6 separate regions of the Mus musculus genome follow, and regions 2, 3, 4, 5 and 6 are each linked to region 1. A link is a loop called in an ENCODE intact Hi-C map of the cell type or tissue named here. Cell type or tissue: heart. All regions are shown on one strand. Region 1 overlaps Wt1 (Wilms tumor 1 homolog). Region 2 overlaps Them7 (thioesterase superfamily member 7). Region 3 has its middle 36 kb from the start of Them7. Region 4 holds the start of Pax6 (paired box 6). Region 5 holds the start of Eif3m (eukaryotic translation initiation factor 3, subunit M). Region 6 overlaps Pax6 (paired box 6).

Region 1 (4,000 bases):
TGAGGCTGGGGAAAGGTGGCCTTCTTCCTTTCCGCGCTCCTTGGAGGTTTCCTAGTCACGCACACCGCACACCGAAGTTAGGGGAAAGATTTCATAAGGCTTGGGATGAAGAAATAAGAACAAATGTATTGGCGGGTCTTCAGTCAATGCACGAGTTTATTTTTTAACTCTCGCAGGAGCCCGAACACCTCTCTTTCGTTAGCGCCCGGGCGGAACTGTGATTCCTGAGCCACTGTCGTTTTCTTCGTTTGTTCTCATTTGATTTCTTTGCCGTTGAGAATCTAATTTCGTTCGAGTCGATGTTTTAGGAAATTCTTTACTGACACAGACGCTTTTTTTTGGACCAAAAATTCTGATATCTTTGGTCTGGGTGTTTCTGAAATGGGGTTTGGGGGCGCGGAGAGCCGGCACCGATTGGGGAAGGTGCAGGGGGTGCTGAAGGGCTCTCTAGGACCCTTTGAACCCAGCCTGGAGCGCCTCGACCACCCGAAGCCCTAGCGAAACCGAAACCACTGAAGAACAGGAATGCCTGGTCTTGAGGAGAAACCTGGAGCGGACTGGGGGGGGGGGTCCCTCCATTTAGGTCTTTGATAAAGGAAACTAGAGTTTTGAACAAGAGTTGGGGGAAGAGCTTGGTGCCTTTGCAGAGGGTCTCTGATCTTGCCATCTCTTTCCAGTAGGCAGGTGTTACCTTTGGCAAGCCTCCAGGTCAGTTTGCTCGCCACTAAGAGGAGAACGGAGATGGACAACCGGGAGTTTGGGTTAGGCCAGAAGTTATAGGCCAAACGGGAGGAAATCTGACCAGCGTCTAAATACAGAACACACAGCCCCCCCTAAACCTCCCTGGGTCAGAAAAGAAGCCACTGTCAAGCATGTGTACACCTTGAGTGAGCATGCCTGCTACTTGGAGGGGCTCACTATAATCCTTTAGCTAGCAAATATGAATGGGCCACCATCTTTATAAGTCTTTTTAGGCTCTGTGTGAGGCTTAGCATTCTGCACTGCGAATCTAGTAGAAGAAACCTATAGGAGAAGGTGGGTGGGGCTGAGAATTTAAAGCCGGAGCGCATTGCCAGTACACTTGAGGTGGTGGTGGTGGTGGTGGTGGTGGTGGTGGTGGTGGTGGTGGTGGGGGGAACATCCAGGTTCTTTTGGAGTAGACAGGTTGGGCTGCTACAGAAGAAAGCTTGGGATATGAGGATGAGGCCCAACAGGTGAAGGCTCCCCATCACATTCCACTCTTCTCAAACCAAGAGAAGGCCTGTAGGGAGATGTCTCCCGTGTAGCGACATACCCTGGAAGCGGGTTCCTGTCAGGAAACTTACCTTCTTCTCTCCTAGTTAAAACAAGTGAAGTCTGTGGGCTTCCTTGGCTCCTGGGAGCTGAAGTGAGAAGCCTGAAGCTGCTCACATCCACCCACCCCCATAGCAACTAGGAGGGGCCCTCAAGATCTGAGATTCTTTGAATAGTCATTCCTTTTACTTTAGGGTTTCCTATGGATCCTTTCAATATTGCAGGATACAGTGTGAGGTTTTTTGATTAGGAGAAGTTGTCAACGGTCCCTGGAAAATATGAAAATGGCCACCAGCTTGCTCCCACTCTATTGTTGAGAGGAATTCAAGCTGCCTCTGGTTACCTGTTTGCCAGCCTGGGAGAGCAACTTTGACACTCGTCCTTCCTTCCTCAGTTTCTTAAGGACATTCACCCCCCCATTTCTTCTATAGCCAACACCATAATCTTATAAAACATTAATTTAGCAAAAAGCAAACCTTTCTTGGTGGGGTGCAGTGGGGCTGTAGAGTATCCATTAAGACAGCTAACGGCTATAGGAACCTTCTCAAGAAGCACTGAGATCTAAGGACCCTCTTAATACTGGGCGCCTAAATCCAGTCACTTGGAGAATTGACTTCAAGAGGCCTCTTAGTTCCTGTTAGAAGTAGGACTTGAACTCACATTTTCCTCTTATTTTCTCCCAGAATTTTGGCTCCATGGTTGAAATGGCTTTTCTCTGCCCAGCCTAATAGGCCTTGAATTTATTATGAGTGTGAGATGGTTGGGAGGTCTGTCAGGACCCAGAAGTGGGGGTGAGGATTTTCCTAGTCTGGACCAATGCAGGGCTTGCCAGTCAGCCTCTGACTCCCGCCCCCCACCTCCATCCCTGTAGTGCTTCTAGATAGCCTACACCCTGCTGTAAGGGATCTCTGCCCTGCTGGTCCCTTAGAGGAGTCCATTTGTGATGGGGCCAAAGGCGCCCCCCTCCGGTCATATCAAAGACTGTTGTCGGGTGGGAGTGAGGACTCCACCTATCCCTTGGCAACTGAGTTTTCCGGAACACCTTCCTGGCTTAGCCTGCGGTAGAATCTCCCCCTCAGCTCTCCAGGGCCAGGCTGGAGCAGCCTGTTCCGGGCTCCTCTGCAGTAGAGGCAGGGGAGGAGAGCTCAGAGCCTTATTCTCCTTCCCGCAATGTCAAGGTTGTTCTCCCCTCCCTGGTCCAGATCAACCGTGGGAAAGTGGCTACCTTGGCTGCGAGGGCCTCTCCCTCCGAGGCCTGGACAAGAAGCCTTTGAACACTCTGAAACTTCGCGAAGTCAGCAATCTCTCTGCCGGCCCCCACTCACGCCCTCCTCGAGATGGGCTCAGCTCAGTCCTCGGGTACAGCGGGTTCCTAATCAGCCCGAGCTCTGATAAGCTTCTAATTAAAAGAGCTCTCCCTCGGATCCCGCTGCCTTCACTGCTGCCCCTCCCAGGAGACCCGAGGGAGGGGCTCAAGGTTGTCGCTGCCCGCCAAGGTTTGCGGGTCTCATCTATGAGAAGGCCAGTAGGAAGCCTTGCCGGGTGCCCGCTTCCTCGAGCCGGAGTTCCGGACTGCGGAGCCGAGGTCCCTGGCGTGGGAGCTCCAGCCGGGGCAACAGCAGCTCTCTTTACCAGCGGTTGAGCAGTGGGTCTGAGATTGTGCGTGGCCTGAGATCATTGGCCACTCAGGAATGGAGAAGGGTTCGTTTAGAGAAAATTCCTTTATTTCTCCCCCCCCCTTTTTTTTTGGTTTAAGGACTCTTCACAAACTCCGTATTCTTGCTGGGAAAACCCGGGTGGGTGCCTGGACCCATTTTCGTTTATAAGCTGTAGGCCTCAAGTGGAACCACGCCTTGTTTCTCAAAAGGAAGATTCTGAAAGGCTATATGCACTTATTAATCCACACCCAAGAGGTATTAGGGCAGGGCATTATCTTTCCTCACTTCAGATACAGAGAAACTCAGGGCTTGCCCAGGTTGAAAAGCTGGCTGCTTCCTCAGTCACTGACCAGAGTTCTCAGCCTTCCCAGGGTACAAGTTGGTTATTCCCATAGTACCCCATTTCTCCCCTTCACTGTAAAACACCACAATCGACTGCTCCGGAGTAACCCCGATAGGATGGAAGCTTGTGTTTTTGTTTGGACAGTGGGTGTCCCCTCGGTATTTTGACATTGGAGATAGCTGTCTCTGTACTGAATGAATGGTCTCAGCAACTCCTTATCGATTGAAGGACCTCCATCAGCTGGTGGGTAAAAACATCACATGACATAACTGAGTCTCCAAAGAAACCAGACATTTCCAAGTCAGGTGGGCACTTTGTTCTACTTGGGGGGGGGGGGCTAGAATTTATTGGGATTTAGAGACTGCACAGTAGGAAGCCACTGGGGCTACAGAGGGAGGCTACTGAAGGGACAAGGTGTAGCCACTCAGCTCTCATTCTGTCCTGAAAGGCCTGGCTCCCTCTCCTGAACTTCACCAAGAGGTGGGGGAGGAGGCCCTACCCCAATTAAGTCCCTAGAAGGATCTTTAAGATGTCGGCTTGCACACCAACTTGAGCTTTGGCAAAACAAGTGGGGAATGTGTTTATAGAAACTTAGTAACAATATCGTGAAAGAATAAGATTTTCAAGACTCCCTGTTGATTTTCATCCATTTGAGAGATAGGGGAGGTCACCAGCCTCAGCTTTCAGCAAGAAAACAGAGGCTGAG
Region 2 (4,000 bases), 100 kb after region 1:
ATATGCTTTTGCACTTTGCTGATTTTATTTAACATAATGCCTTCGAGGTTCAGCTGTGCTATAGATCAGAACCTTCTTTTTAAGGCTGGGTCATGCTCTACTCTGTAGATATACCATTCATTATTTATTATTCATTCACGTACCCTTAGATACTTGGGCATCTGGATTGCCTGGATTGGCCTTCCATACATAATGGGGATTCCTCCTGGATCTATGTTAATTAGGTCTGAGTTGATAGAGAAATTACAAATCCTTTCACTAAACCAAGATGTCAAATTGAGTCCATAAGTTCTAAATTCCATTTTGAAGTGGCCATGGGTAGCTGTAGTTGTGTACTTGAGTGGGACTATGTGGGAGGAGCTAGGCAGTGACTCCTGGCGGGGCTCCCGATGAATTCTGTAGGGAGAAGGGCTATCTTAGGGGCAGTAGTTCTATGCTGGGGCCCTGTGCAGTCCAGGTCTTGGCAAAGCCTCAGGTATTTCTGTCCAGAGGTTGAAAAGTCAGCTGAACTGGTTGGAAAGCCAGGCCTGGATTGCACAGAGGAGGAATATACTTGCTTCCCAGACACATACTGACTGGGGGCTACTGTTGGGTCATAACTTTGAATGGATAGAAGGGTAGATTAGGAAAAAGCTAAAGGGGGAAGGTGGGACAGAGGGGTGTAATGTAACAACCCTCAAATGTCGCTTCCCTCAGCTCGCCTTTCCATGGTGTCCTTTTCTCCCCAAGGAAAGGTTTTGAGTCAGAGAAAACCAGTTTGTAGTTTGTAGATATTCCATATGTTCAGGCTGCTTTAGCAGTAGGCAGTTGATACATTTTATTCAGGGAGACTAGCTTTGTCTTCTGTACCTGTGGGTCCCCACGTTGTATTGAGGTACTGCAGGCAGCACAGTGTACACTCAGGGTGGCTGAGAGGTCTTTACAATGTTGGAGGAAAACAGCTGTACTCAGCACCTCTGTGTGGGATGTCCATGAACTACTGGCCCGAGTAGTTCATAGTTTCAAAGTGAACTTGCGCAGCATGCCTCTCCATGATGTCATATCTTTAGGATGCTTGGTTTCCTTTGGTTGTCTGATAGACATAGAGTTCCTTGTAAAATTCAGTGGAATAAGAAACAGCAATGGAGGAGACACGGGGGAGTTTCCTGTATTTTTGATTGGCACAGTGGTTATGTGGATATTAAGTATATTAAAATTCATTGAGCTGTTAAAATAAAGAGTAGTGGCATTCTTGTTGATTTCTCAATGCCTAATAAGTAATTGTGATTAGTGAAGAATGGAATAAAAATAGTACATTGAAACTTTCATATGTGCTAATTTTTCAAGCAGCTACTGAATTTTAGGGCATAGATACTTAATTCATTGACTGAACAAATTGAACTCTTAGTATATGTTCCATTCCAGGGCTACCATGCAAATTACTGACACAGTAAAGATACTATGTACCAAGAGAGTGTGGGAATCTCTTGCTTTATTCTATCAGAAACTACCCCAGATGTTGTATTTACTCTTAAGTATATCAGACTCGGGATTGGAGATGAGATGGCAAGAGAAATTAAACACTGCTTAGAGATTTTCCAAAGTAAATTCCTGCAATGGTTAATGTAAATCACCAACTTGACACAATTTAGAATGACCAGGGAAAGTAGTCTCTGTGAGGGATTGTCCAGGATTGCCCGTGAGCATGTCTGTGGAATCTTAGCTATGGTAATCGAGGTAAGAAGACCCACCCACTGTGAGTGGCGCCCTTCCGTGGGCAGGGAGATCCTAGACGGTATAGAGAGAGCAAGCTGAGTGACAGCCCACGTGTACGTGAAGTCACTGTTCTGTGACTACTGCCTCACCTTGACATCTCCCAAATGACGTGCTGTAATCTGGAACAGTGATTCAAGTCAGCCTCTCCCCATTTAGTTGCTTTTGCCGGGATATTTCATCATAGCAATGGGACAGGAAGCTAAGACCCTTGCATCCTTTGGTCACATAATGAATATGGATTGGCTGTATAAAATTTAGAAAGAGGAAACATGGAAGAAAGAAGCAGTCCACCTTCACTCCAGGTCATGAGGACTGCTACAACCTGGTGGATATTTTTTAGATTTTTTTCCCCCTGTGGGAGGAAAATTTAACACTTTACCAAACTTGGATCATATATACTGTACTTGGTTGTTAATTTAAACTTTTTATGGTTTTAGAGTCATCTTCCCAGTCAGTGTGCATACAGTCCAAATCACATGTAACGAATATCCATTGTTACTTTAAATAAACAAACAATTTCTAGGGAGAAAAGCTTCAATTCTGAAGCCTTTGCTAATTGTAGGGTGATTGCACTAACAGTGGCCCAACTCTGCCCCCTTGTGGCTGGATGCAATAATTAATCTTTTCCTATAACTTGTACAGTGTGAGGTAGGACTTGCATTCTGACACAGAGACTGTGGAATGAGATTTTTTTTTAAAGGAGTTCATAGTTGATAAGGAGATGTGAGGCTTCTATAAATAGGTGAATAACTATGAAACAAATGTTCCACTGTTGTCATGGGAGCCACAGTTAAAATTCCATATTGTCCTGATGATTAAAGGTCACGTCACACAGCAGCAGTAACAGAGGTAGCAGACATTATTGATTGCTTGTGACCCAGGAAGTGCTCTTTGCATTTTTCATTGAAAGCATAGAATTTATCTCTTGTAGGCCTTTAAATACTGGTAGAATTTTAGCCTAGAAGGCTGATGAGATGATAGAATGGAGGGAAGGGGGCAGTGCTCCATGCAGAGGATGGAGGGAGGGGGAGGTGCTCCATGCAGAGGATGGAGGGAGGGGGAGGTGCTCCATGCAGAGGATGGAGGGAGGGGGAGGTGCTCCATGCAGAGATGGAGGGATGGGGAGGTGCTCCATGCAGAGGATGGAGGGAGGGGGTGGTGCTCCATGCAGAAGATGGAGGGAGGGGGAGGTGCTCCATGCAGAGGATGGAGGGATGGGGAGGTGCTCCATGCAGAGGATGGAGGGGGTGGTGCTCCATGCAGAGGATAGAGGGAGGGGGTTGTGCTCCATGCAGAGGATGGAGGGAGGGGGCAGTGCTCCAAGCAGAGGATGGAGGGAGGGGGTTGTGCTCCATGCAGAGGATGGAGGGAGGGGGTTGTGCTCCATGCAGAGGATGGGGTGAAGGAGTGGTGCTCCATGCAGAGGATGGAGGGGGGATGGTGCTCCATGCAGAGGATAGGGGGATGGTGCCCCATGGAGAAGCTGGAGGGATCTGCACAGTAGGAACAGGCTTTACAGATCCGTAGGGGTGGAGTGGGCAGTGACAGGAAAGGATCTTAAATCCCATGCTAAAAACACGACGTTGGCTCTGTTGACAGGTAGAGAATCAGAGATCCGAGCTTTTTGATGGACAGTCATTGGATCAGAACTGGGCTTTGGGACAGTTACACTTCAGCAGTGTGGAAGATGAGAGAGTCAAACCGAGGGACCAGTTAGGAGGATACAGCCGTGGTCCAGCTGGGCTCTGATACAGTTCTGAAGAGGGGAAGGAGATGAGTCTGAACTTGGTTAGGATGTTTCTCTTTTCCAGCGGTTAGATGGTAGCTGGAAAGCAGAGCAATAACGTTTCTCCTTTTCCAGTGTGGGTAACAGCAAGGGTTTCTCAGAACAGGAACAAGCAGGATTTGGACTCCATGGGTGGCAGAGACCTGGCTTTGTGCTGTGAAGGAAAGAGCAGCAGGTTTACAGCTGTTTTAAAAGATGGCATACTTGATGAGACAACGGAGCTCAGTGTGCCTCCCACAACGATCAGGTTTAGTTTACGAATGCTTCTTAGTATCCTAAACACCTGCAGTTGTGAAGCTCAAAGCAAGGTCTGCCAGTCTCAGAACCTTCTTGATGGGTTCAGCTGTGTTCAGAGGACGTGGCAGCCGCCTCTGAAATGCAAGCTAGGAACATAAGTCGGTACTTATCCTTACAGTAGGAATGAATGCGACCCCACTCCTAGCGCGGTGTGGTCTGTCT
Region 3 (4,000 bases), 58 kb after region 1:
AACAGAACTGAAAAGATTCTGAGGGTTAAAGGATTGGGGCGTAAAAGAAAACGTGTAGCCCAGTCTCCTTGTACAGAGAGAGACTCATACTCCAACATTAGTAGCAAAGCCAGTTTTAGAGTCTAGCTTTCTGAGCTCCGTGCAGAGTTCAGGTTCTAATCAGCAGGAAGTGGGATCTCCTGGTTTTGGACTTTTTTCCATCCTGGAAAAGCTGGGATGCCATTCCTCAGGAAAGACCATTAGCACTGGGAGATTGGAGCTAAGGAGGTTTCACATGGAGACATTGCCTCAGAGAGTGGCTGCAATCCACTGGGAGCAGGCCTTGTCTCTGGGAACTCGGAAGCTGCTGTATGCTGCCTTCGTCACAGCCTAAGGGGATCAGGGCCCCCAGAGCCGCTGGGGTATACATCATGCAGAAAACTAGTTTTGCTTCTAGCCAAATACATGGACAAGACTCAGAGCTGGGATTTCAGGTCTCTCCAAAGTGAAATGAAGCATTGTAGCAGATAAGACGAAACCTGGGAAGTTGGCAAAAATCAAATAGCTCTTAAAATGAATGTGTTTGGAGCGCAGTGTTGACCATATGTAAAGTATATAAAAACACCGGAAAAATTTATGGGGTGATTTTTCTCCCTTTGTCTTTTCCTGTGTGTTTATCTTGGCCATTGTTTTAATGACTTTTGACATTCTTGACCATTGAAAAGTCTTCCTATAGGTACTGGCTTCATTTGTGTGTGTGTGTTTGCCTTTATTTTAATCTAAAGCATGCAACACATTCGAGTGTGGGGAGGGAAGCGTGAGGGGGACATCTTACCCATCCCTCTGTCTTTTTTTACACTTATTCCTAGTTAGTGTGTAACAGAAGAGTGGAAAAAAAATTACTCAGAGCCAAGCAGTTCTGGTTTGTGTCCAGCTCGGCCGCAGCCATGTGATCCTCAGTAAGTCACTTATCCTCTTGAATTCTCATCCAAAACGGAAATAATAGCAGTACCTGTCTGGATCCATCTGGATCCAATCAGGAGACAGAAGCCACACAGAGATGAAACAGAGATGGTTTGATCCTAAGCTATATTAAAATATTACGGGTGATTAACCAAAAGATGTGACGATAACTCGTCCCAAGAAGGACAACTTGGGATGTGGGGGCCTCCCTTTGGGCTGGAGTTCAGAATGGGCTGGATAAGGCATGAATACAGCTCATTTGCTGGAGAGGTTTCGTGGGTTGTCTGGGCCAGAGCAGACCCGCAGTTCCTGGGCACAGGAAGCAGTCCTGCCAGACAGAAGTGAGGGGGTCTGAGGAGTTGGGATGCTGAGAATCTGCTTCCTGGCAGGGAAACATTTGGTCTAGGAACACAGTGCTGGTGTAAAGGGCATCGTGGGGAGCTGGGAAGACAGTTTAGTTGATAAAGTACTTGGCTCAAAAGCATGAGGGTCACTTGAGTTTGCTCTCCAAAACCCATGTTCAGAAGAGGCCCGGCAAAATGGTCCACACTTGTAATGCCATCACTGAGGAGACAGGAAAGGCCTCAGTGGTCAGCGGAACTGGTGTAATTCACAAGATTCAAGCCAATGAGTGAGAGGGAGGGAGGGGGGGGGTGAGGGAGAGGGGGAGGGGAGGGGGAGGGGGAAGGAGAGAGCAAGCACATGAGGAGCATATACATATTAAACATAATAATAAGAGGATTAGGGGAATCAATGTTCCAGAACACAGAGAGGTCAAGGCTGATGTGTGCGTGCGTGTGCGTGTGCGTGTGTGTTCATGCGCAGGCACGCGCGCCCACACTTGCTCTTGCTCAACAATATGGTCTCTGGGTTTCAGCCAGCTGTGAGAGGTTGCTCAGTGCCTGGGCATTCTGGGAGGCTGGATGGGGCAGAAGGACAATGGACACCCCCACTTATGAAACTGGACACCCCCAGTTAAGCAAAGGGAGGAGTCTAAAATGAGAGAAGGAAGCAAGCACACCAAAACTCATGCCCTCTCTCTATCGCCCTCTATTGGCAAAGTATAGCATTGCATGCTGTAAAGAAATGCTGAAAGTGTTCAGTCTCATAATTCAAAACAGGTTCTGAAGGGAGAACTCAAGAGATGAGAGGCAGTGAATTGACTCGCTGACACATGGCTTCATAGAATCATTTGGATACAATATAGAGTCTTTATCATAATGACCAATAATATTCCAGGCTATGGAATCTGTTCTCTTGACTTAAGGGGCTTGTCAATCTACATTGCTCAAGATATGTGCTGAATCCTTTAACTCAGGTGCATTTTATATGGTGATAATATACACGATTTTACCCGTGAATCTTGGGAATAATTAAGTTATAGTGGGTCTTATGAGTGCAAGACACTGTCTGCATCCAGCATGGGTCAAATGAGACAAGCTTTATAAGGGGAATTAATTTCTGAAGAGGAGTGGAGACTTTTGTACTGGTTTTTGTAGTGTTTCCCATTCATGGTCCTCCCAGATGTTAGATTGCATCTTTATTTGGGAATAGGCCATTGCAGATGCTGTTAATTAAAATGATGTCATAATAGAAAGAGATGTGTACTTAACCCATTGTGACTGGTAATTTTATAATAAGAAAAGAAGTGGAGAGGAGGAGGGAATGGGGGAGGGGAGAGGAAGGAAGGAGGGAGGTCAGAGGGATACACCCACAAGCCAAGAATTGCCAAGCTTGCCATTAAGCCAGAAGCCAGAAAGGGGCACAGATCGATCTTCCCTTCGACTGTCCAAGAAGGACTCAGCCCTGATGCTATGTTGGGGACCTCCGATTCTGCTCTAGGAAATGATCCCTGGGTAAAAGCTCTGCTTGTTAGGGGGTATGCTACCCAAAGCACCCGTTTCAGTGCCCATATTATCTCAAACTTAGCTTTTTCAGGCGTCCACTCTCTGTCTTTCCTTTGCTTAGTGCAATGGGAAAAGTTGAAGCTCGAAGAGCTTATAATAATATAATAATAATAATTTTGCCAGATTCCAAAGGTGCTGCATGATCCACTGTGCTGACCTCATAGAGCAGTTCTGCTGTGTCCCAAGACGCTCTTTTCAGTAGGTCGCCCTCTATTGGTAAGATTCTTCATGGTGTTTGCAAAGGAGGTAACCTGTAACTGAGGCTATCGCGTGATTTGAGTTTCTTTTTGTGCTTGTTCCTATTTTGAGAAACTAGGTAGCCCAGGCTTGGCCAGAACTCATAGCCTTCCTGCTTAGGGCACTCAGGCAGCTAAGGTGCTACTATGCCCTGCCCTAATTAATTTTTGAGTCTTACATCTGACAGTGACCCAGCATTACCTCTACCCTAGTCTTCCTATTTCCAAATAATTTAAATTAATTCTGTCCAAGGTGGGGGGGACATGATTATTTAACAAATTTAACCAATTAAAGTAAAATAGCATAGATTCAATAAATTATTCACTACAACAATATTGGTTTATTCTGGGAATAACAAATGTAACTTTTAAGACATTGTTTCCTACTTAACAGGGAAAATAACTACCTTTGTAAATTTAAAACACCTTTAACCAAACAGCTATAACATTTCCTTTGGTCAAACAAAACAGAATGTTTTCTCATGTTTTTATTTTATTTTTTTCAGACACGCATAAGAGAACATGCTGGGTTGGCAGCTTATAAATACTACAAGTTTGTTTCCCATGATTCAGAGGCTGAAATGACCAAGATCAAAATTCAGCCAGGTTTGGCATCTGGAGAGAGCCAAAACAATTTGTATAATAAAACATTTTTAAAAATCAAATGTAAAGTCCAGAAGCATTCTTTAGTCCCCCTTTGAAAAAGGATATCACTATGTTGTTCATAAACTTATAATCCTCCTGCCTCAACCTTCCAAATGTGGAAATCACAGGCATTACTACTGTGACCTGCTTCCAATACTATTCTTTTTCAAATATATACAAAACTAATTAATTTTTTTCTTGAATGTGTATGTGTGTTTTGCCTGTACATATGCATGTGCAGCAATGCATGCCTAAGTCCCCAACAAGCCC
Region 4 (4,000 bases), 550 kb after region 1:
CTTAGGCAAAGCTTAAGAGGGTGCTAATCCACTGGGTTGCTAATTGAGAGGTTGTAAAAATGATATTCGCCGCCTCCAATTGGGACAGTCGCTGGGCACCCCCCCCCCTCATCTTGCTTCTTTAATGCTTGCTTGAGATGTAAAAGGGGAGAAAAGGAGAATGCTGACTTCTCTGATCTGGAACTTGGACTTCAGGCAGGACTTCCTGGGAACCTCTGAAAGTCCCGGTCCTACGAAATCTTTCACTGGAGGCCGCCAACTGCAGCAGTGGCACCACCTTCTTAGCCTCTGGCCAGTGTTTCCTTCTAGCTCCGATCCAGTGCCTTAGGTCCTCCAGAGTGAGCCCAGCTAGTCAGCCACCTTTCCCAAGCTGAGGAGATGAGCAGTTTGTGCTAACCCACCTCTGGCTCGGGTTACGGAAGGCCTCTTCTGTCCCCGGAACTCTGCTAAGGCTCCTTGGGTCCTTATTGCTGGGCCCCAGGCAAGGGCTAGACTAGGATGTCCAAATCAGGCTCAGAGGCAGCCTGCAGCGTCCATCTGGCTCCAACTCCCATGGGGATTCATCAGCGCAGCCTGCCAGAGATCAACTGAGTGAGCAGACTACTGCTGGACGCTGACTTTCGGTTCTTTCCCTAAGTCAAAAAAAAAAAAAAAAAAAATCAAAGGCTTCGATGGTGGCTTTCGGCCTCCTTGCCTGATCTTTGCCAACCCCACTTCCCTTTGCTGGGTTCTGAGTGTGTTCCGGATCTCAGGCCTTCTACTTCTCGGCTCCAAGGCCCGCAGGCTGCGAGATAGCTCCGGACAGCTCAGGACAAGGCGGCTGCCTGCTCCCCTGTCACCTAAACTGCAGACTCCAAGGGACGTCTTTGGAGTGTACTGAGGTGTATCCTAATGTCCGGCATTCAACAAATGGACTTCTGGTGTGTGGTCAGGAGGGAAAAGCCATTTACTTACTGTCCTCGCCGTTTTTCTGGCAACAGTTGAAGGGGAATTGCCTCCGTGGACTGAGCTGACCCAAGAGAAGGGAGTCTTGGCGGGGATACATAAGCACCACACACAGATAACCGGTTCCTCACAACGACACACGTTGACACACCAAGAAAGCCGGCGAGGACACACACTTGCAGAATCTCTCCCAGCATTGGTCAAACCCCACCCCCACCCTCAGGCTTCCACTACTTCCCCTCCCCTCTTGTCTTCCCCTCCTTTCGATGGCTTGGAAAAGCAGCCGCACTTAGTCAACAAATGGCACGTGGGAGAAGTTGGAGAGTGTTTGGTGAGGACTCTTCAGAGCTTTTCACAAGAATCCTCTGTACACAAAGTAAGTGGCGTGTTTACTCGAGCCTCTCCAGGCTGGGGCAGTGCGTCCGCTCCGCTGAGCACGGCGGCTTCGGAAAGCAGAAAGAGAAGAAAATGCCAGCGGTGCGGGAGTGGGGTGGGGGGAAAATGGGCAGGCTCGGGAGGCCTGAGCTGGGGTGACCGCCGGGCCTCGCTGAGTTCTCGGCCTGGAGGCCCTCTTCGGGCCTAGGCATAGTTGTGCCACCATCGCCGGAGTGGGGGCTGCTGGGATCCAGGGACACTCCCGCCTCTTTTCTCTTGTTCCTAAAAGTCAGGTGGGCTAGAGAGCCGCCACCGCTGTACTTTGTGTCCTGGGGCCAAGGCCGAGGTGGACAAGGGGTGGGAAGTTAGGGTGAAATGGGGCGGAGCGGCAGGCCACTGTACAAGAAAGGACCTCGTAGAGATGGTGAAACTTGCTACCTCCACGGACTGAGAACCCCTGGCCCAGCTTGGGGTTACGGGGGCAGCATGCTTCCAGCTCAGAGGCCTCCATTAGACTGATCAAGTTCGCGGCCGCAGCGCTGGCCGCCGAAGCGCATGGAGCGGGAGACCTCGGCGAGCGCCAGAGCCTAGGAGCGGGGGGCCCAGCGCCGGAGAGAGAAGCCGGGACCCACCGGCAGAGCCGAAAACAAGTGTATTCATATTCAAACAAACCGACCAATTGCACCAGGCAGGGAGAGGGAGCATCCAATCGGCTGGCGCGAGGCCCCGGCGCTGCTTTGCATAAAGCAATATTTTGTGTGGGAGCGAGCGGTGCATTTGCATGTTGCGGAGTGATTAGTGGGTTTGAAAAGCGAACCGTGGCTCGGCCTCATTTCCCGCTCTGGTTCAGGCGCAGGAGGAAGTGTTTTGCTGGAGGATGATGACAGAGGTCAGGCTTCGCTAATGGGCCAGTGAGGAGCGGTGGAGGCGAGGCCGGGCGCCGGCACACACACATTAACACACTTGAGCCATCACCAATCAGCATAGGTGTGCTGGCTGCAGCCACTTCCCCACACTCTTTATCTCTCACTCTCCAGCCGCTGACAGCCCATTTTATTGTCAATCTCTGTCTTCTTCCCAGGGATCTGAGAATTGCTCTCACACACCAACCCAGCAGCGTCCGTGGAGAAAACTCTCACGAGCAACTCCTTTAAAATACCGTCATTTCAAACCGTTGTGGTCTTTAAGCAACAACAGGGGGGGGGGACCCAAACAACAAAAACCAAAAAAAAAAAAAAAAAAAAAAAAAAAGCCCTCAAAACTCTTGACAGGAGCCTTGACAACGACGAAAGAGAGGATGCCTCTTAAAGGTGAGTCCCGCTTCTTTCTTCTCAATTTCTTTATATTTCAATATCCTGGCAGGTCTCTCCCTCTCTTCTTTCCTCCCCTCTCGCCGGTCCCCTCCCCCACTGCTACGCCGGGAGAGTTGGGCCTGAGAAGTTTCCACGCAGGAGCCCAAACTTTCTACTTCCAGCGAAAGCCCGCGTCGGAGGGCGACGGTCCGCGCGAGCCACAACAGCGCGGATCTTCAGGCAGGCGGCTGGCTCTGCACCAGCGCAAGTGCGGCTGGAGCTCTCGGAGAGCAGCTAGGCTGCAGGGCGCCCCCGCAAACCGCAGCTCTCAGCTTCAGCGCCTCCAAAAGCTCGCGGTCAGCGCAAAGGGACGTAGAGGCTCCTCCGTGCCCCAGGCCGCGGAGAGCAGCCGCCGGCGATGCTTTTGTCCAGCCCGGGCCGAGCCAGCGCGCAAAGAGCGCCCAACCAGCCGACTCTCCGCGCCGCCTCCCGCCAGCCCGCGCTCCGGCTTTGTGCAAGATTCTCCCGGCACAGAACTGCCCGCAGCACTCGAGCACCAAAGGGTCATCGCGCCCTCCGCCAGCCGGAGCCGTCTGGATGGGCACCACGGCCGTGCGCCGGAGGCCACGAGGGACCCAGAGCGAGAGCGGGCGGTGAAAGAAGCCACTAGGCCGAGGCGGTCGGATGCGCTCTGCGAGGGAGCTCCGAGCCGATCGCAAGGACTGCCAGCTTCCATCCACCCCCCAGGGCCCTCGCCTCCAGCCTCAGCCGAGCGCTGAGCTCAGATTTGGAAACAAACGCCCTAGCTCTCCCGGCTTCCCACAACTCTATCTTGCGAAAGTTGGTGTGTTCCCTGTCCTGTGGACTCCCACCTCCAGCTCTTGGTGGGTATTTTCCCGTGTCTCCATTGACCAAGCTGTACCCCGTGTTGCCATTTCAACAAGTTTCGAGCTGGAAAGGCGGTTTGCTCCCCCTTTTCGAGTGTACTGATATTTTTCTTTGTGTGGCCTAAAGGGGGAAAAAAAAAACTACAAGAAAGCACTGGCTTTCCCTCTCCTCGGATCGCGTCCTCTCCCTGCTAATTAGTCTGAGTAATTCGAGAGCTTTTGGATTCTAAGACCCCAGGAGGAAAAGTGGCTTTTCAAAGTTCAGAAAGTTGTTGCCTCTTTCCCGGGGCAGATCTCCTCAGTCTCCCTGAGCCATAATAGCCTCGAATTTTAGCAAGTGTAATTGAGGGAAATGGAGTTGAATTTCAAGTGGAAATGCTTTCTTTTTCGAGTGCTAAAAAACCTGGCCTTTCATTAATGAGCTTTCTGAAAAGTTTAAAAACAAAGTGAATGCTCTCTCTCTCTCTCTCTCTCTCTCTCTCTCTCTCTCTCGCCATTTTG
Region 5 (4,000 bases), 110 kb before region 1:
AAAAACTTTAAGGTAGAGAACTTGTAAGAAATATTTTGTAGAATGAATTAAAACAAACCTTTATCATCTTCCTTCAGACACACATCACAGGCTTCAATAATCTGAGCTAAATCTACATGAAGTCCACCTTCCGAGTTTTCTTCTGAGAGCTCAGCTCCTTTTGATTTCAGATAAGCTCGAAGTTCAGCAGCCTATGAATCAAACAGGGTTGCTAAATCTCTAGATCCACTTGTAAAAATCAAGTTATGATAAAACACAAATATCAAACTCATCTGCCCTGCTTCCAAAGTAACATGCAAGTGCTAACTAACTACCCTCCAATTGTGTTGATTCCCTCCCTCCCTCTACAAAGTCCACGCAGACACATAGTTCACAAAGATCATATTCAGTTTCCTGCCACCTGTATCCACTGGACTTCCAGTCTATAGCAAATGCTTTACTTATTTCATTTAAGCGGTCTCCACTGGGAGGGATGGGGACTAAAGATACATCAATCTGACTTGGCAAAGTTGAAGAGGTTTTTTTCCCCCAGTAAGTGAAAATTTTATAGCTGTCAAATGTATATATAAATAGCACTACTAAAATCACAGTCATCATCCGGACAATAGTCTATTCATTTGCTAATAACTTGAGAACCATTTGAGACAAGCATTTTGGGAGATACCAATATAAAAAGATAATGCCTGTCAGTGCAGCCTGCATGAAAGTGTATGTGTATCAAATTGTCTATCAATGCACTGTATAACAAATATCTTAAAACATAACATCACTCTCAGAGGCAGAAAGCACTTTTGGTACTATCAAAATAACTACTAAAATAAGTCATTTGGATGTTTCCTACTTTACTCTCTAGTTAGGATCTTTAACAACGTTTTTCCTTCGATGGTTTAACATTCATGCACTGAAACAGAAATGTAGATGACTTAAAGCTAACAGAATAAAAACTTAAAGAATCACAGTATAAAGCGTTCCATTAGAAAATGCACAGGTGCCAGGGTGAGGTGGTGGGCAGGGTGAGGTGACATATAACTGTGACCACAGCACTTGAGGCAGAGGCAGGGGGATCTCTACAGGTTCCTGGCCAGCCAAGGTTTAACAAGCCATAGTGAAACACTTCCCAAATATCAAAACAAGAAGGGGGTTGGGGAAAGAAAAAGCACGGATGTCAAATTGTCTGGACAAAGCCAAAAGAGCCTTGGGGAAAATAACCAACATTTTTAATCCCACAAATGTGTTTGGTGACCTCAGAAACCTAACAAACCCTTAGGTCTGATGGAATTATTTTTCCAAACAATAGCATAGTAATTTTATACAGAAGATGGCATGGTATTATAAAAAAGATATTTTGAAAACTCAAGTGTCATATTAGAAAAAGCAAAATAACAGCAGAAATCATTCTTTTTCTTTATGACACAAATATATAATCTAACCAAGATGTAAAGAAAGCATTTGTTCACTTCCTGCTTTACAAATCTTTTTCTAAGAATTAGTTAAGTTTAATGTTTTTATATCATTCTTGCTGACAACAAGACACTCTACAATATGGCCAATGCCAAGGCTCTATTCAGCCCCTGGCCTGAAGTACCTTTTTGGTAAATACTAGTCAATGCCTGGGAACTCTAGCTTCCTCTGCTGTCAAATACTCTTAATGCGGCATCTTTCTATGTGTGCATAACTTCCTTTCTTCTCCTGTGTAACATATGGAACCCCAAGTTTCTGTCAGTGGGTATTATAAAAGCGTATGCATGCTCACGAAGAACAGTTTGGGTTGTAGAAAATTAAAAGACTGTCATCCCAACAATTAACCTCCTGTTACAGAAAAAGGAGAAGCCATCTGTCCTGTACACCCAGGTGTAAACCCCAATTAGTGAACTTCAAAGTGTCCAGGATGGCCCGCCAGATGCTCCTGCCTCCCAGCCGCCTGGGAACAGAAAACGCGAGCCAACTAGTAAAATGCATGCCACCGTCGCCTGTGGCCGCGGAAGGCCCGCATTCACACGCTCAAAGTTGCTCCTGCGGGCCACACGCGAACTTAGCAGACGCTGGTCCCTGTCCCCGAAAAGTTCTGGGTCGTCATCGACGACTGCGGACGAGCCCTGGCGCCCACCGGGCCCGCATCCGGACCCTCGGCCGCGCACGCGCCGAGACCCAGGTCAGGAGAGCGCGCTCCCCCTCACGGGCTCCGTCCCGGGAATCCCCCGCACCCGTTGCCCCGAGGGCCCAGCATCGTGCACCTGGTCTTCCTCGCTGATATCGATGAAGGCCGGGACGCTCATGGTGAAGGCCGGGCTGCGGAAGACGCTCCGATCCAGAAACACGCCGACCGGAAAAGAGAGCGGTGCCGTACAGGGTTACGCACAACCGCTTCCGGGTCAGCCACAGAGGGCGGGCCTCGTGGGCGGGGCCCACAGTACTACTTCCTCCCCGCGGGCCTCTGCTTCAGCTCCTCGCAGGCTCCTACCTGAAATCTTCCCCTCTCCCCGGAAACTTAGGTGGGTTGGGCTAAAGTGTCCTCTGCCCGCCTGCTGCCTGCGGGTCACGGAACCCTACCTGGGCCAAAGCTTCGGGAGCCTAGAGAGCTCTTGCTGCCTCTGAGAGCTTTCCAGGTGCCCCCTGTCCCTAAAGCCTTGGAACTATTTTTTTTTTCCCCTGTGTTATGCTTCCCAGTTTGCTGGTCCAGTTGCTAGGCCATGCTCCTTGCTAAGTAAGGGTGACTAGTTTTCAAAGAATGCTCCCACTTAATTAATAAGGACTTATCCAGAATACACAGTGCCTCAGTGTATGTTAGGGATTGACTCCAGGATCCCTCCTCTAAGGATTCCAGAATCTATGGGGCTCAAGACGCTTACATAAAAATGGCTTAGTTCGTGTCTATATAACCTCCTGTGTACTTTAAGTCATCTCCAGGGCACTTAAAATAGCTAATCCAATGTAAATTCTATGTCCTCTGTTTTCTAGGGAATGACAAGGTCTGCGTATTCAGCACAGATATTTCTCCAGAATATTATAGTCTGCAGTTGATTGAACCTGGATGCAGAACTTGGAGCCATGAAGATCAAGAACATTGTAAATGCAACAATAAGGGGGAAATGCAATTAAAAAGTGGGCTGAAAAAGTAAAAACAGACTTTATTAGAGAATATACACATGGTATCCTCAGTTGATAGAATGTCCCCAATAAATGGCCTGTCAGGTATTTTCTTCCTTAATGATTGACATGGGAGGGCCCAGCCCACTGTGGGTGGTGCCACCCTGGGTAGGTGGCCCTGAGTTGCATTGAAAAGTAAGCCAAGCTAGCCACAAGGAGCAAGTCAGCAGGCAGCGAGCAAGCCTCTGCTTCAGTTCCCACCTCCAGGTTCCTGCCTTGGGTTCCTGCCATGACTTTCCTCAGCGATGGAGGTTAACCTGAGAGTTGTCAGATGAAATGAACCCTTTTTCCCCAGGTCGGTTTTTGGCCAATATTTTATCATAGCAATGGGAAGCACACTAAGACAATCTTCCTGGAGTACTGGGTTACAATGTGGAATGAGTGTGTGTGGGGGGGTACGTTCTCAAGGAAGAAAAGGAAGAGAGACTGGTTGAAAAGAGGGGAGCAGATTTCTGAGGGGGGAGAGGAGAGAAGAGAGGGTGTAAGAGGAGAGTGGGGCGCTGAGCCAGAACATATTTATTAGAATGGTCTTCTCAGAATTTCAGGAGGGAGAAGATACCCAGTGGTCCTGTAAACACACTAATATACTAGTTAACTAGGCCAAGGCCCGGGCACTGAAGCTGGAGGGCAACCCTTGCTCATCATCACAGCAATCTTTGCTTTGAATTTTGAAAGGTGACTTTTTTTTTCTAAGATTAATACTTTTCAACCTTGCTTTCAGCTTCTTTCCCCTTTCTTGATGGAAATTTGTTTCAAATGTTAATGTTGCCAGCTTTTTCTTCAGTATTTTATTTTAACTCATCAATAAGTCTTTCTTTAAAAATACATATATTTTGTTGAACATTTTAAAACC
Region 6 (4,000 bases), 560 kb after region 1:
ATGCAGTAGTGTGCACTCGCAGTACAACTGAGACAAGTTAACACACCGAGAGACTGCAAAGTAAATATAATTGTATTATTTGCTTTTGAAGTAATTGACAATTATGTAACTTTGAGTAAGGTGGTAGGAGAAGGCGGACCCCCTAACCCCATGTGCATGGCCAGTTCCCTCCCCCAACTTTAACCCATGTACTCCCCCCCCCCCAGTTCCAGTTCTTATTCTCGGTGGTTGCAACTGGTTACAAGTGGGGTAGGGAAACCGAGTACTGGGCTGAGGCTAAGAGAAGAGGTTCTGGGGCCAGGGGGCAGATAGGAACTATGTTTTCCTTTCCCAGGATCTGTGAGAAGGGTGCAGGAAGAAGAGCGGGTGGGTTGGCTCTCTCTCCTTCCCACTCACACCGAGGTAACTTGGTCAAGAATAGGAAACAGTTTACTTCGAAGATTAATCGGTATTTGTTGTGTTCGTGACAAGGAGATAATATGCGGGGATAATGGGACGAGGAGTCTCACTCCCCCGGAGCACCACAGAGCCTGGGGCATAGGGCCGGGGGGGGGGGGGGGGGCTGCCCAGGGATGGCGAAGGGGCTGCTGTGAATCGGTGAGCTCTTAGACCGGCCCCGCGTGCAGGGCGCCTCCACAGAGCCGGGTTAGAGAAGGGAAAATCGGTAACAGTATGCGAAATATCTGGTACAAAGGATGCTTCTGTCACTTGCAAGAATTTGTTATGGGAACAATCCTGTCGCTCTGTAATTGCTCATTAGAGAACGTTTTGTTTCTCATTAAGGCGACATGAATAAGCGTCTAGCTGAAGGAGACAGCTGTAGAAATGTTCCACAAGAGACCTCTGGACACGATTCGGCACCAATTGCCAATTAGACATGTCAGTTTTAAGAGCAGAAAACAATATAGGACGGACACTGGGACGGTAGGGAGAAAAGTGTTCCTTTCTGGTTTTCCCAGCACCGCTGCCGCTCTTGGTCAGTGCAGGCTTCTGATGTACAGGCCCGGGCTCCCTTGGGTGACACCTCGCCGCGGCTCAGGTGACCTCGAACCTGCAGCTTTGAGTTGGAGCTCAGAGTGCTCACAGGTCCAGGCATCTCCGGTGTCTATAAAGATCAGCTAGGAAAAGATATAACCAACCATGCAGGGCCTGAGGTTTGACTCCTCCATGCATTCCCAAAGAACACACCCCAGAGAAGCTAGAACCTCAACTGGTGACCATCCACTCTCCACCCCCAGCACTCTAAAGTTCTGCTAAGCCCTTCCCCGCCCACTTGATCGAAGGTGTCTCGGTCGTGGGCAATAGGCCCAGAAGCTCAGATCTAGGAGGGCTGAGTTCAGAAGCCCTCCACTCCTGTGCTCCCTGGCGTTTGGGGCTCAGGTTTGCATGGAGACCAGGGAATGAACACCCTCTTCCTGTCTCTGGGTGCCAAGACTAAAGTCCAGGGCAATAACTTCCGCTAGAGGAAGTGTTGCCTGCTTAGGGCACGTTTTCCTCCTGGAGAGCTGGACAACTAGAGACTAAAAGGGAAAGGCCTGGTGGTGACCGCTGAGGGCGAGAGGTGGCGCTAGTTCAGGGACTTTTAACTCAAGGCAGCTAGATACTAGAGTGTGCTGGGTCATACACTTCTTGAATGTCCCACCCACCCACCTTATTTACCCCCACCTAAGTGCATTTTCCCCCAGGCTCTCTGCTCCGCCTCCAGTGTGGGGAGGAAGAGTGGCTGGAAAGGAGAATCTTGGGCGTGGGGACTTCGGTCTGTGGTGTCAGCTATCCAGGCTTAAATTCCTGGGGATCTCTCTGGCCCTTTGGTGCTAAGAGGGTCTCCCTCCCTCCCTGGCCTCCTTTCCAGCCCAAGAGGCTGATCTGGGGTTGTAAAGAGTCCATTTCCAGAAGCATAAGGAGAGGTTAGGTCTCTGAGGGAGACAAATATGGTTTCCATCTGATCTACGCCACGCGGCGGTGAATAAAATCCTGACGACGTGGGCTGACAATAACGAGACGACTCTATTCCAGCCCCAATTCTCCAGCGATTTGGTGGTTTTAGGGATCACGAAGACACTTTTTCTCATCTCCTTCCCTCGCCCCAACCCCCATAATACCCAGGCCCTCTATAGGATTTAGTCAGCCTCCTTTCAACAGATGCTTCAATGTTTTGATCTGCGCTCCGGAGCTGAAAAGGTTCCGCAACCGCGTTGCTATCTTTTCTTGCTTGTTTTCCGCCTCACTGATTAAGACACTAAGAAACTAAGGAATGATTTTATTTCCCAGCGTCTTTTTTTTTTTCTTTTTTCTTTTCTGTTTCCCCGCCTCTCCCTCTCTCTTTCTCTCTCTCCTCTTCTTCTTCCAGGAAACAAATCCTATCCCCTGCGTCAGATGGTCCTGGGGCTGGGATAATGGGAGGCGCTTTCACTCTTCTCTGGGATTAGCCTGGGAGGTGCACGGCGCCCATTGAAGGTCCCTTCTTTGCGCCGCTAGGAGGGGACGCCTTTTAAAGGAGATATCTTAATTGTCTGCCACTTAAGTTTATCGTGTGGGGGAATTAGAAAGCTCTAACTTCTATTTTTAGTTTCTTAAAAGATTTAAGGGTGGAAGGTAAAGCCACCAAAGGCGGGGGTGGGGTTGGGGGGAGGGAGCAAAAAACCCTCCAGCTCTATCTAAGTGAGCACTCAGTCACCTGGCTGCAAACACTTGCTACTTTTAAAGTAGTGAACACATTTTCAGGGTTGCTTTCTGGGCTGGTTAAGAGGCGGCGGCAGCGGGCGGGCAGGCGGCGGTGAATCCCGTAGCGTTCTCTAACTCCACTTTTAAAAAGAAGCAGCAAAACGGGGTTTAAATGCCATTTTCCTGCTCCTCTAGACTTTTTTTTTTTTGTCCCTAAATATCATTTTTCAAGGTAGCGCAAATCCTAGGTTTATGTAACCAGCACATGCTAATCTATAAGTAGTGCCTGAGCGTGGAGGACTGTCAATATAACCCCCATGCTTTAAAATGAAGAGGATGTCCAAGAAGCAGATGAGAATAGAGAAACGCTATGTGCTGGCGTCTTCAGAGGGAGACCCCCAGCTTTGTTTAATTGACAAGATCTAACGTGCTAGAGAAGGGACAGGGCTTTTCTTTTGGGTGGAGGCATAAGTGACCAGGCAGGATTGTGTTTTCCAAAAGCAGTAACCGATGGACTTTTTTAGTAGTTCCAACGGGGTGGGGTGGGGTGGGGGACAAAAATGTATCCTCCTTCACCGAATCCGACAATAAAAGGGAAAAGGAACAGGCTCTCATCATTTTCCCCCCTGGGTGGGGGGACCACTTTGAAGAGTCCTCAAGAGACCTGGGGCAGCAAATTAGTACAGCCACTTGTGCCCCTACACGTGAGTTCGGCGCGTCTCCTTCGGCAGGCGACCCTCCCCTCCCCCATTCATCTGAAGTAGGGCAAGATGCCTGCGGCTTGTTTACCAATACACGCTCCCTCCTCCTTTTCCTTTTCGTGGTTTTCTCCCTTCTCCGTCGACTCTCCAGTCTCTTTTTCCTCAACATTTCCCCTCTGTCCCTTCTTATCCTTTTTGACCACCATCTCTTTGGAGCCCTCCATCTTTCTCTGCCCCTCCCCCACACCATCCTTCCTCTTTAGCTTCTCTCCTTTAGCCTCCCCTCAGCCCCAGCTCTGGTCCCCATCCACCCTCCCCACTTCCCTCCACCCCCTACCCTGGCCCCCCATCCACCCCCCCCACACCCCCCAGCCAAGCGCCCTAAATAGCACCGCGGCGCCCGCTCTCCGGACAGTGATTAATGATAGCAGTGCAGAGGGGTTAACACACTTCGCTGAAAAGTCTGTTGACTGAGCTTCTTGTAACACAATGTGGCCCGCTGCACGCCTCGAGAGAATCCTTTTGTTGTCCGTGCTTATTGTGGCCTCAAAATTCTGCCCACGAAAGTTTGCCAACGCTCCTGCCCCAGGAGTTTAATAGTTTCCCTTACTCGCGGGGCATTGTGTGGTGCTGAA

Evidence for each region. Peaks named below come from ENCODE experiments on the same cell type or tissue, not always from the same donor. Only the 100,000 strongest peaks of a DNase experiment are listed, where the experiment ranks them.
Region 2: it touches region 1 in a loop (2.5-fold over the local background); 5 of 42 quality-filtered maps call a loop at or near these places.
Region 3: a loop joins it to region 1, with 2.2 times the contacts of the local background. A loop is called at or near these places in 4 of 42 quality-filtered maps.
Region 4: it touches region 1 in a loop (6-fold over the local background); 18 of 42 quality-filtered maps call a loop at or near these places.
Region 5: a loop joins it to region 1, with 2.8 times the contacts of the local background. A loop is called at or near these places in 5 of 42 quality-filtered maps.
Region 6: it touches region 1 in a loop (6-fold over the local background); 15 of 42 quality-filtered maps call a loop at or near these places.

The regions. Positions count from the first base shown.
Region 1 is chr2:105,128,159-105,132,158 of GRCm38, forward strand. All of the region lies in intron 1 of Wt1 (Wilms tumor 1 homolog), which reads left to right. Among named protein-coding and RNA genes, the nearest start is that of Wt1, 3.6 kb to the left of the region's middle. In heart, a CTCF peak has its summit at 2,256 (motif pointing left); a DNase peak (open chromatin) is centred at 2,273; H3K4me3 peaks cover 2,746 bases; H3K27ac peaks cover 1,464 bases; H3K27me3 peaks cover 3,664 bases.
Region 2 is chr2:105,228,171-105,232,170 of GRCm38, forward strand. The region is part of intron 1 of Them7 (thioesterase superfamily member 7); the gene reads left to right. Among named protein-coding and RNA genes, the nearest start is that of Them7, 5.8 kb to the left of the region's middle. In heart, a CTCF peak has its summit at 2,351 (motif pointing left); a DNase peak (open chromatin) is centred at 421; H3K27me3 peaks cover 684 bases.
Region 3 is chr2:105,186,465-105,190,464 of GRCm38, forward strand. No RefSeq gene overlaps it. Among named protein-coding and RNA genes, the nearest start is that of Them7, 36 kb to the right of the region's middle. In heart, CTCF peaks have their summits at 1,998 (motif pointing left) and 3,066 (motif pointing left); no DNase peak of the experiment used is centred here.
Region 4 is chr2:105,673,343-105,677,342 of GRCm38, forward strand. Pax6 (paired box 6) reads left to right here and starts at 2,402. Exons shown (of 12, transcript NM_001310144.1): 1 at 2,402-2,630. RefSeq lists a promoter at 1,882-2,463 and a cis regulatory region at 1,882-2,016. In heart, no CTCF peak of the experiment used is centred here; DNase peaks (open chromatin) are centred at 559, 1,649 and 2,079; H3K4me3 peaks cover 3,426 bases; H3K27ac peaks cover 365 bases; H3K27me3 peaks cover 3,251 bases.
Region 5 is chr2:105,014,712-105,018,711 of GRCm38, forward strand. It overlaps Eif3m (eukaryotic translation initiation factor 3, subunit M), which reads right to left and starts at 2,316. Exons shown (of 11, transcript NM_145380.2): 1 at 2,235-2,316; 2 at 59-191. The coding sequence starts at 2,276. Gm38521 (predicted gene, 38521) reads left to right here and starts at 2,410. Exons shown (of 2, transcript NR_165821.1): 1 at 2,410-2,492; 2 at 2,959-4,000. In heart, no CTCF peak of the experiment used is centred here; a DNase peak (open chromatin) is centred at 2,380; H3K4me3 peaks cover 2,315 bases; H3K27ac peaks cover 1,470 bases.
Region 6 is chr2:105,686,187-105,690,186 of GRCm38, forward strand. The region is part of intron 6 of Pax6 (paired box 6); the gene reads left to right. Among named protein-coding and RNA genes, the nearest start is that of Pax6, 12 kb to the left of the region's middle. RefSeq lists enhancers at 609-942, 1,860-2,598, 3,741-4,000. In heart, a CTCF peak has its summit at 1,552; no DNase peak of the experiment used is centred here; H3K4me3 peaks cover 2,848 bases; H3K27me3 peaks cover 3,786 bases.